Regions from separate parts of the Mus musculus genome. Here region 1 is linked to region 2. Evidence: chromatin contacts called from ENCODE POLR2A ChIA-PET data. All regions are on one chromosome and are shown on one strand. The core of a region is the stretch at or near the end of the contact, and the rest is flanking DNA. Distances in the headings are between cores, read along the strand shown. Region 1 holds the start of G6pdx (glucose-6-phosphate dehydrogenase X-linked). Region 2 holds the start of Fam50a (family with sequence similarity 50, member A).

What was found. ChIA-PET counts read pairs that join two places held with the same protein, here RNA polymerase II (POLR2A).
Region 1: POLR2A ChIA-PET joins it to region 2 with 11 read pairs in Patski. The contact joins the promoter of G6pdx here to the promoter of Fam50a in region 2. POLR2A ChIA-PET finds 5 or more read pairs at or near these places in 3 of 5 experiments (Patski and embryonic stem cell).

Annotation. Positions count from the first base shown.
Region 1 is chrX:74,426,224-74,431,523 of GRCm38, forward strand. G6pdx (glucose-6-phosphate dehydrogenase X-linked) reads right to left here and starts at 2,657. Exons shown (of 13, transcript NM_008062.3): 1 at 2,600-2,657; 2 at 1,829-1,956. The coding sequence starts at 1,948. Ikbkg (inhibitor of kappaB kinase gamma) reads left to right here and starts at 3,458. Exons shown (of 10, transcript NM_010547.2): 1 at 3,458-3,598.
Region 2 is chrX:74,311,359-74,316,691 of GRCm38, forward strand. Fam50a (family with sequence similarity 50, member A) reads left to right here and starts at 1,675. Exons shown (of 13, transcript NM_138607.3): 1 at 1,675-1,967; 2 at 3,319-3,403; 3 at 3,506-3,605; 4 at 4,069-4,214. The coding sequence starts at 1,857. Gdi1 (guanosine diphosphate (GDP) dissociation inhibitor 1) reads left to right here. Exons shown (of 11, transcript NM_010273.4): 11 at 1-509.

The sequences.
Region 1 (5,300 bases), core at 1,407-3,906, 120 kb after region 2:
GCACCTGCATTTAGTGAAGTATCAGGCAGGAGCTACTCTAGGGGCTAAGCATAGGGTCTGTCTGTCTCTCTCTCTCAGGACCTCTGAGAGGAACAGAAAGAAACAATGATGCTTTTTAGAAAATCTCTTTCTTCCCCACTCCCTTTTGCTGGAACTAATAGTTCCTATTTCTACTCTGGAAGCCCGGGTTCTTACTCCCAGAGCAGAGGAGAGCAAAGGGGAACCAAACTGATTGCAGTGAAAGGAAGTTGCTCAACTTGAGGCTAGAATTCACATAATTAGCCTAGGATAAAGCCAGAAAAGCTGCCTGGTTTTTGTTTGTTAGATGAAAAACACCAGGGTTCAGAGAAATGTAGACATTTGTTCCAGGTCACATAATAAGCTATCAACAAGGTATCTAAGAGTTCATGTCCTACAGTTAAAAATGATCTTCGATGACTGGGTTATTGTTGCTGCATGCTTATGAAAGCATGGGTGGGGCAGGGGAAATAATCTTCAGTTACTTTCTCTTCCATTTGGCCCTTTAGACTGAAAGCAGAGTCCCACATGCTAAGGTTTGTGGCAGATACATGCATAGCTCCTTTAAGGGGACTAGGCTAGAGACAGGGCTGAGGGTAGGGCTGCTGTATTGTGTGTTCCGACTAAGTACCTCCCTTAGGTCTTAGAGCTACAAGGAGCCAGGGGACAGTGCTTTGGTTTGTCTGTCCCTTCCCCTTTCAGTGGCAGGGCCCTTCTCCTCAGCTTGTTTCTGCATTCCTTTTCGAAGTTCTGCCACTCCCATTTTTGCTCAGAAATATAAGGCAGACAACAAACAAGTCTGGCAAAGGGGGTGGCATGTTCTGATGTCCATTTTTTGGATAGTACTGCGATTGAACCTAGGGCCTCATGCATATGAGGTTAGGGCTTTACCACTGACCTACAGCTGTAGCCCTTGGTGCATGGCAATGCTCTGTGTGAACAAAAAACCACAGAGCTCCTCCAGCATTGAGGGGTCCAGGGTGGAAGGTGCTGAGCCAGTGGCTACCCTTTCAAGAACACACTAGTTCTGATGAAGTTCTTGTCCAAGATTACACAATAAGTTAATAGTGAAGATGGTCACACGAGGGTGAGCTGATTCCAGGATTAAAAGCAAGCAATTGAGTTTACCTTTGCCATCGAACACTGGCCACTGAACGTGCCCTGCTGCCACATAGCACATAAGGGGGTGATTTGGTCTAAGCCATGACTTTACTAAGCCCCCACCTGCTCCAGTCTCACTGTGTACTGTCAATACAACACCCCTCTGACTGCTTCTGTTCTTCAGTTTTTCCTAACAGAGCTGGGACTAGGTGGGATGAACAGAAATTTGCAGTAGGCTTTGGAAGATATGGCAAAGAGGAGGTGTTTATCCCTAGGGAACTTCATGCCGTAGAAAGAAAAGAGGGAGAGGCAGGACCTCAGATTCTTCCACTGAAATTAACAGTAATATTTTTCAAATTACAGATTCATTAAAATCAGAATTTTCCCTGATTGCACATCAGTTTTTTTTTTTCATCCAGGAGGAAGAAGTGCTACTGGGTGGTGCTTTAGCACCTGTGATGGTCCAAGTCTGGTCTCCACTCAATGGCTCAGCACAGAGTTCTGAGATGTGACACAAGTACATGTATATCAGGTACTGCTGTGATGATCAGGACACACAGGTGGAGTATATGCCATAGAGTTCAACCTAGTAGAACTTGTGGGTACCTCAGCAGTTCCGTCAATTGGGAAAGTTGAGATAGAGAGAGAGAAGTGCCTTGCACAAGGCTATATTTCATCTTTTAGACTCGGGGCCTGAAGGGAGACTCACCGATGCACCCATGATGATAAATATGTGTGTATCAGCTTGGTGGAAGGCATCACCCTGGTACAACTCTTCCCTCAGGATCCCACACACCTGGGTCCGGCTCAGGGCCACCTGCTCTGCCATGATGTTTTCTGGTGGAAGAAAAGACTCATTGATATGGTAGGAGAACGAAAGAGCATTGACAACTTAACCTTATCCAAGGGTCTTTTGGGTTCTCACCAGGCTGGTGACGATTACTAAAACCACTGGCCGGGAATGCTCTGTGTGTGTGTGTGTGTGTACGCGCGCGCGCGCGCGCGCGCGCGAGCATACATGCATTCGGAGATTCAGAAACTGCTGCCTCTGAGCTCCAGCCATAACCTCCAAAGTTGCCTTCGCTAGGGGCTGTACATTACGAAAGTACTAAAGCTTTAATATAATTCACCTAGGACATCCACTGTGGGCAGCTAGATAAAATCTGGTTACGGCATCACACTCTGTATATGGGACCATCGTATCGTACTCGGGTGTCTGCCAGAAACTCCACAATGAACTGAGCACGTTTGATTGTGCAGATGATGGAGTTCAGCTCCGGCTCTCTTCTGGCCCAGTTGGGTGATCCCCGAAAGTCCCTTCTCTTCTAAAGGTCTAGTCCTCATGGGCCCAATGCGGGGAAAGTGCGGGATACAAAGGGATGGGTTAAAAACTTGTAGATTAGCGCGCATCAAAGGGACTCGCGGCGTACAAGCGTGAAGCATGTCCCTCCACCGACATGCCATCAGACCACCCCTTTACCTGAGTTTAGTTGCCGCTGCCAAACACGTTCACAGATCTGTAGCGCACAGCCAGTTTCCGGGGGCTAAGCTTCGCTGGCCCATTTAACGCAAGAGGGCGTGTGCTTTGACTGAGCTGACCCGCCTCAGGAGAGGCAGGAGGGGAGGAGCTTCGGGCTAGTCTATCATTGCAGGAGGAGATGCGCGCGCATCCCTGGCCAGCCCCGCCCTTTGGCCTTCCCCGATGCCGCTGCCCCTACAATTTCGAGATCGCAAAGTCTTGTCATAAGTGCAGCTCCACACAGTTCTCCTGGGTCCCCGTCTCCTGTGTCACCCAGCCATTATGTATGGCCTAGCTTTCCGCTGGACCTTCGAGGCCCTGCACCTTCCCGGATGACCCCACTTCCGTTAGCAGCATAGCCACGCCTTCCCTAGCTGCTAGTTTGGCTTCGGAGCTGGACTTTCGCAGCTTCCTCTAGGCTTTTTCCTTGGTGGGGGCCCAGCGGCAGAGAGCCCAGTAGCAGGACCAGACTGAAACTTGGGTGTTTTAGTGCGGATGCGGTGCCTTGAAAATGGGGTAGGGGCGAGTGTGGGCGTGGTGACGCACTACTTTAATCCTAGCAGACGGGAAAAAAGAGGCAGGTAGATCTCTGAGTTCGAGACCCTGGTCTTATGGGACCCTGTCTCAAAAAAAAAGTGTGTGTATAAGTGTGTGATGTTTATCAGTGAGGAGAGCTCTGGTGTTCTGCTGGCCGACGCAGGCTGGCGATCTAAGACTTTTCTTTGGAACAGAGTATGGCACTTTGGGGTTTTGATTCACTGGTTAATCTCCAAGCCTTTGAGTCTGTGTTTTACTTCCGGATCCCGCACTTACGACACCGGAAGCCGGAAGTGGAGTTTTCCACTGCAGAGAAGGGAAGGGTGACCGCCTGACTAGGACTTTCTAGGAGCTCCGGTTCTGTCGGAGCGGTCGGATCCCTCTGCTCCTGCCCTCTTCACTTCTGGCCGACTCTGCTGACAGGTGTGGTCCTCTTCTCCAAAGACAGGGCTCCATCGGTGGCTGTTTCGTAGCTTCCGAGACTCCAGAGGTCCACACCCTTCCCCCCACCTTAGGCCCAGTTTGTTCTGCCGCAAGCTTCTAATTATTCGCTACCCAGATTATTTAGGCTAGTCGGATTGAATCTGCCCTTCCCTTCACTGCAGCTGTCGCCTAAGGGCTTGGCCCCTAGTGCTAGAACTCTTTAGGTAGCAGACATTTTCTGTTGATCAAACTGTTTCTGAAACACGTTTTGCACTGTAGGCCAGGTAGACCTCGAACTCAAAGTTCTGCCTCAGCCTTTCGAGTGCTAGAGCAACAGGTGTTCGCCATCAGGCTAGGCTGTTTATCAAACTTGAGTGCATTTGAAGTCTTTAAAAAGTTTTCACGTGTACCTTCACAACTAAAGGTCTTACCTTCTGCACCTCAGTTTACTTTGCAAATGATTCATAGTAATCTGTTTGCCTGTCCTCATAACATTTATCTGACCTGAGAAGGAATGTGTTGTCTTGGCATTTCCTAGGAAAAAGGAAGGACCAGAGAGGGCAAGGGAGAATAGTTGGTGGAGAGGAAGGAAGGGAGTATAGGTGGTATAGGATCTTGTAGGCTGTTGTATGGACTTTGCTTTTTAACACTAGGAGAAATGGAAACTCTGAAAGAGTTCATGGTAGAGAAGAGAAGTAGTTTGAGTTATTTTTGAGGTAATTGGCCCCAGTGGGGCCAATTAACTGCAAAGGGCCATTGAAAAGGCAAAGCATGGTGACCCGTAAAGAGATTATTGCAGTAATGCAGGTGAAAGATGATAGCGCTGTCAGCCTTGAATTACTGAAAAAATTTAAAATGTACAAAAGTAGAAATAATAATATAGTAAATTCCATGTACACATTTCTTAGCTGTGACTATCAGCTCATAGTTAACTTTAATCCACACCCCATTACAATCCTTTACCATGATTATTTTCTTTTCTACAGAAGATGTTATTTTATGTGTATAGGTGCTTTGCTATGCTTTCCTAGTGCCCAAGGGAGTCAGAAGAAGGTTTCAGATCCCCTTGGATTGGAGTTACAGATGTTTGTGAGCCACATCTGCAACAACAAGTGCTCTTAATCCCTGAACCATTATCTCTCTTGCTCCACCCATTGCGATTTTCAATAACAGCTTTCTTGAGACATAATTGGCATGCTACAAAAATTACTATTTGTGTGTGTGCCCCCCACATGCATGCATGATGTATGATTTGTACAGGGAGCACAGGTGCCATGGCTAGAATGTGTAGAGCTCAGAGGACAACATTGAGTCAGCTATCTTCTTTCCACCTTTATATGTTCTCATGTCTCCAGGCTTGCATAGCAAGGGCCTTTATCCACTGAGCTGTCTCCCTTGCCCATACTTCAATATTTTTTTAAACAGTCTCTTCTAGATCCCTTCCCTTTGAGTTTCTAATCCCCTGGAGCTGGAGTTACAAAAGGTTGTGAGTTGCCCAACATGGGTGCTGGGAACTGAACTTGGGCTCTCTGGAAGAGCACTGAGTGCTCCTAATAGCTGAGACATCTCTCCAACTTCTTTTAAGACTTCTAGACATCCAAGTAGTTTTATAAATATCTGGAATTTAGGAATGAGAACTGTTTGGGATATTATCAACATTAAGATTTGGGTTAAAAGCCATGAGACCGGATGGAATTACTGC
Region 2 (5,333 bases), core at 425-2,924:
CCACTGCTCTTAGTCCCAAATGTAGTGGCCTTTGGAGATACCCATCTCCTCCCCCAACTCTTAGGTGTTGGAGAGAAGGGACCCTCCCAGCACAAAATTGCATTCCTCCTCCTCCTCCTCCTCCTTATAATTTATTCTAATTTATTAACTTTGGAGTAATTGTCTGAGCCCTCAGCCTTTCTGTGCAGCCTAGGGCTGTAGAGTGAGCTGCCCTGGCCTCTCCCAGTGCTGGCAAAGCCTGGGATGGGAGAAGATTTAGGTGTGACCCCCTCTGGAGGTTGATCTGTTTTGAATTTCTTTTGTGTTGTGTTCACTGAGAAAAAGTAATGTGAGCAAAGCAGAAGGAGGTAGGAAAGTGGATCCAAACCCCAGTGTACCCTGCCCCATGCCTTTTCCTTTAGTGGTGGGAAACCCTTACCTTGCAAAGTGAATGTGTCCCCTTCCCCAAGCTCTAGTATATTTCACAGAAAACAAAAACCTCCCAATAAAACTATTGAAACTTAAGCCTGGCTCTTTAGGTTCTCTGCTTTAAGGCTGTTTTGCAGGACTGGGGCAATTTAGCTTCTGGACTAGAACTGTATCCGCAAGGATCAAGGCAGGTGAAGTAGGTCATCTGGTGTTGGACGGGTCATCATTTACTAGTGGTTTCCAAATCAGAAGTCAGTGTGGAGGTTTTGGGTTCAAGGCTATACTGACCTCTCCGAAGCAGAATAGCACAGGTGAGATGGTTCAATGCATAAAGATATTTTCTATGTGACCCTGAGTTTGATCTTTGGAGCCCATGTAAAGGTGGAAGGAGAAAACTGATTCCACAATATGACCTCTGCACATGTTCAGTGGCTTGTGCACAACATGTAAACAAACACATTTAAATTTTTATGTGTATGGCTATTTTGCCTAGGTGGGTGTGCACAACTTGCATATCTGCTGCCTGCAGAAGCCAGTATCTCCAGGAATTGGAGTTACAGTCAGTTGTGAGCTATTTGAATGCTGGGGATCGATTCTGGGTACTCACCATTGCCTGAGCCATCTCCTCTGCCTCACACAAATTTTTAAAGGAGAGGTATCAGGAGTCTCAGTCCTGGGGGAGCAAAGGGACCTGGACCTAGCCTTGGATGATAGCTAAAAAAATTCAGCTGGGCAGGGGTGGCACACACCTTTAATGCCAGCACTTGGGAGGCAGAGAACAGGCCAATTTCTGAGTTTGAGGCCAGCCTGGTCTACAGAGTGAGTTCCAGGACAGTCAGCTACACAGAGAAACCCTGTCTCGGAAAAAACAACAACAAAAAAATCCAAGCAACCAAATGTGTCAGTGTGTGACCAAGCAGGAGGAAAAACAGCCTCCGTGGGAAGGGGTACACCTGACTGAGACATGGCTCTCAGTTCCATCATCCAAGTTGGGAGCAGCGCGCTCAGCCTTGGGACTAACAGAAAGAAGTTAGGAGGAATGGAGGGCCAGCTTAAGATAGCATTTAACTTTGAGGGTGTACAGGAAGCTAGAGGACCCAGCTCCATGTCACAAGGAACCAGCAGAAAGAACTGGTGATTTCGCATTGGGTATGGGATGAACTCGTCCGGCCTCCTGTGAGGCGGGGCGAGGTGCGATCACGTGTCAGAGCCGCGGGCGTAGGGCAGGGCCTGCGTCCGCACGTTCCCTGGTGGCTGACGTCACGCATCAGCTGACTAAATTGCCGCCGCCACTGCCGTCGCCGTCGCCTCCACGACTTCTCCAAGCAAAAGTCACTGTTGCCGCTGTCGTCGCTGCCAACGCCGCCGCTGCCGCTGCCGCTGCCGCTGCCGCTGCCGCTGCCTCCGCTGAAACCGCCACTGCCTTCGCTGAAACCGCTGCTGCCACCATGGCCCAGTACAAGGGCGCTGCAAGCGAGGCGGGACGCGCCATGCACCTAATGAAGAAGAGGGAGAAGCAGCGTGAGCAAATGGAGCAGATGAAGCAGAGGATTGCAGAGGTGTGGGCCAGGCCGGGGCACCTCAGAGCTTGCGCTCCGCGCGGACCCCCTGGCGGTCTCCTGCCACTCGTCTCTGGGAGACCTCAACAGTGGGCTATGAGTGCCCGGAGGGCGGGCCCCGCGTTGGTGGCGAGACTTGCTGTGCATCTCTAGTAACAGAAGTCAGCCGAGACAGTCTAATCTATAAAATGGGCTCAGTGTTGGTCCATGTCAGAGATGGGGAGCACACTGATGTTGGGTGAGACTCCTTGGCACTCCTCCTGAGTACAGAGCTCCCAGCCTTCCAATGCTTATTGGGAAGACCCCACTTCCTGTGGAGAGGCACAGGGGTATGCCACTGAGTCTCACTCATTACAGAGTACTAGAGTTTCTCCCAGGGTTTGTTTAGTGAGTGGTCGCTGCATTCAGAAGCGCGATACCAAGCTGACCACAGCTTGATCCTTTGGGCAAGACTCCTGAGAGGAGCAGGGGGCCTTAGCTCTCCAGGTGAGAGCAGGCCCTATCTGGGGAAGTGAGAAGACAAACGCCCAAACCAGTCTTCAGTTGGAAGTTTTTTTGTTTTGTTTTGTTTTTTGTTGTTGTTGTTGTTTTGGTTTTTTGAGACAGGGTTTCTCTGTGTAGCCCTGGCTGTCCTGGAACTCACTCTGTAGACCAGGCTGGCCTCCAACTCAGAAATCCACCTGCCTCTGCCTCCCAAGTGCTGGGATTAAAGGCATGTGCCACCATGCCCGGCCAGATGGAAGTATTGTCCACCCTCAACTATGCTTGTATAGACACCTAGTCCTACAGTTCCGGCCTCATTGCCTCATTGGCAGCTGGAAGTTTGCCTCTACTGGCTACTCATTTGGAGGTCCCTTCAGAGTACCTACAGGGCACTTATTAATATGGGGTCAGGCTGAAGAACAGTGGCCTTCCAGAGAGCTGCTGACAGCATCCTGGGCCAAAAAGGAGAATTCCAGGGTCTGGACATTTTGATCCCTCTTTTTTTTTTCCATTTATCTCTTCCTGAAATCCCGTGGCTTGGGTCTCAGGAGCTTCAGCTTAAAGGCTGAAGGTGAGTGGTGGTGGCTACAGATTACTGAGTGGGTGCTGGGCCCCAGCAGGAGACCTGAAGAGGGGGCCAGAGCAGTTCAGGGATGCCAAGAGAAGGACCTCCTTTGGTTCCTTTAGCCTTCCCAATTTCGTGGACCCTTCCAGACAGAAAAGGAAGGGAGGGTGTCTTTCTTTTCTAAGATCATGTCATAGCATGTTAAGGCACAAATTTCGAACTAGGGTCTAGAACCCACAGCCACTCTGTCACTTCCATAGTGAAGTGGTAGATGGCCTTCACTGATATGTCCCTCCTCTGCAGGAGAACATAATGAAATCTAACATTGACAAGAAATTCTCTGCACACTATGATGCTGTGGAAGCAGAGCTCAAGTCCAGTACTGTGGGTGAGCAGGACACATGTACCACCTTTTTTTTTAGTCCTAGGTGTCACTCTTTTGCTGGCCCTGGCTGACTAGCCTTTCTTCCCATGTCTTCTTGCCTCACAGGTCTTGTGACTCTGAATGACATGAAGGCCAAACAGGAGGCACTGGTGAAGGAGCGAGAGAAACAGCTGGCAAAAAAGGAGCAGTCAAAGGAGCTACAGCTGTGGGTCCCCCATCCTCAGCAGCTCTCCCCTCACAGTGCAGCTTAGCGCTTGGGAACTCCTGGGGGTGGGTCAGGCTGTTCCATTCCCATTCCATAGGGAGAACCCATTTCCTGCTTTGGGAGCAGTTGTGGTATCTATTGAGCTCCACACTGGTTCTCACTTTCCAGGTTTATCTTTCTTTCTGTTCCTCTGTAAAGGTGGTGAGTCCTTTCTGAGCCCTTTCTTTTTCCTGGGTGCCTGAACAGCCTGCATTGTCCCCATTCCTTTCTGCCCCATGCTTGATGTGTCACAGAGTCCTGCCCTTGAGCTTGAAGTGACTAGGGCAAATAGAATCCCTCTGGGGTGCTGGGGAGATCCAGCCTGTGCTGAGTGGACCCCATGCTAGGCACACAGTGGCTCTGGGTCAGGGAAGGGGCCTCAGGGCAGGAACATGGGGCATGATGGCCACCCATGCCTTGGTAGGAAACTAGAGAAGCTTCGAGAGAAGGAGCGCAAGAAGGAGGCCAAGCGGAAGATCTCCAGCCTGTCCTTCACCTTGGAGGAAGAGGAGGAGGGAGTTGAAGAGGAGGAAGAGATGGCTATGTACGAGGAGGAACTGGAGAGGGAAGGTGAGGGTACAGCCCACCAGAGCTCTCTTCTGGCATTTGTGCTGACATTTGGGCCAGCAAAGAAGAAGCACACTCTTTTTTTTTTTTTTTTTTTTTTTTTTAAATTTTAGCCTCAGTCACCATGAGACAGAACTAGGCCAATAGCCCCTTTATAGGAGCCACTAGTGTGAGAAGTTATCAGAGTACTTCTAGTGCCTGGTCTAAAAGGATCCAGAAGCTGTTCTTTGCAGCACATAGGATAAACTAAGAAGGGGAGAATATAATCTGGACTAGCCTTGCCTGCTAAAACTTTCTGAAGTAATGGGAATGTTTGTGAACACACTGTCAAGTATGGTGACTGCTCACCACGAGCAGCCACTGGACAATGATTAATTGTGATTGGTGAATTGGATCTACACTTGCTGAAATCCTGTGCCTCCAAAGTACAACCCTATGTATGCACATCTGTTCTGTGCCTTGCCAGGCCACAGGGTCAGTATGGGCTCAGGACACTCAGAATTGCTGCTTTCCCTAAGCACGGGGGAATTACTATACTGCTCCCTTCCACAGTAATTTTAGCACTACATTTAACCCAACAGTATCTGAAATAATACCATTACTCCTTATTTAGCTAGCTACATATTCAGTAGTACTCAGGGGTATATGTATAAAGTAGTGTTGTGTTTTGTTTTGTTTACTTCATTTATTTTGAGACAGGGTCTTATCCTGCTTCCACCTTAGGAGCTGTTCTATAGTGCACAGACTAGTGGAAAGGTTATCAATCTCACTGTGTATCGCTGGGGTTTTGTTTTGTTTTTTTCAGATAGTCGTTTTGTTTTGGTTGTTTATTTGTTTTTCGAGACAGGGTTTCTCTGTGTAGCCCTGGCTGTCCTGGAACTCACTCTGTAGACTAGGCTGGCCTCGAACTCAGAAATCTGCCTGCCTCTGCCTCCCAAGTGCTGGGATTAAAGGCACCACCATGCCAGGTCAGATAGTCTTATTATATATCCTAGGCTAGCCTCCAAATTGTACTGCTCTTGCCTCAGCCTTCTGAGTGTGCTAGGATTACAGGTATTTGCCACATCATCTAGTTCACTGGAGCTTTTGAAAAGCACAGCCTGGTGTATCTTCCCCTTCCAA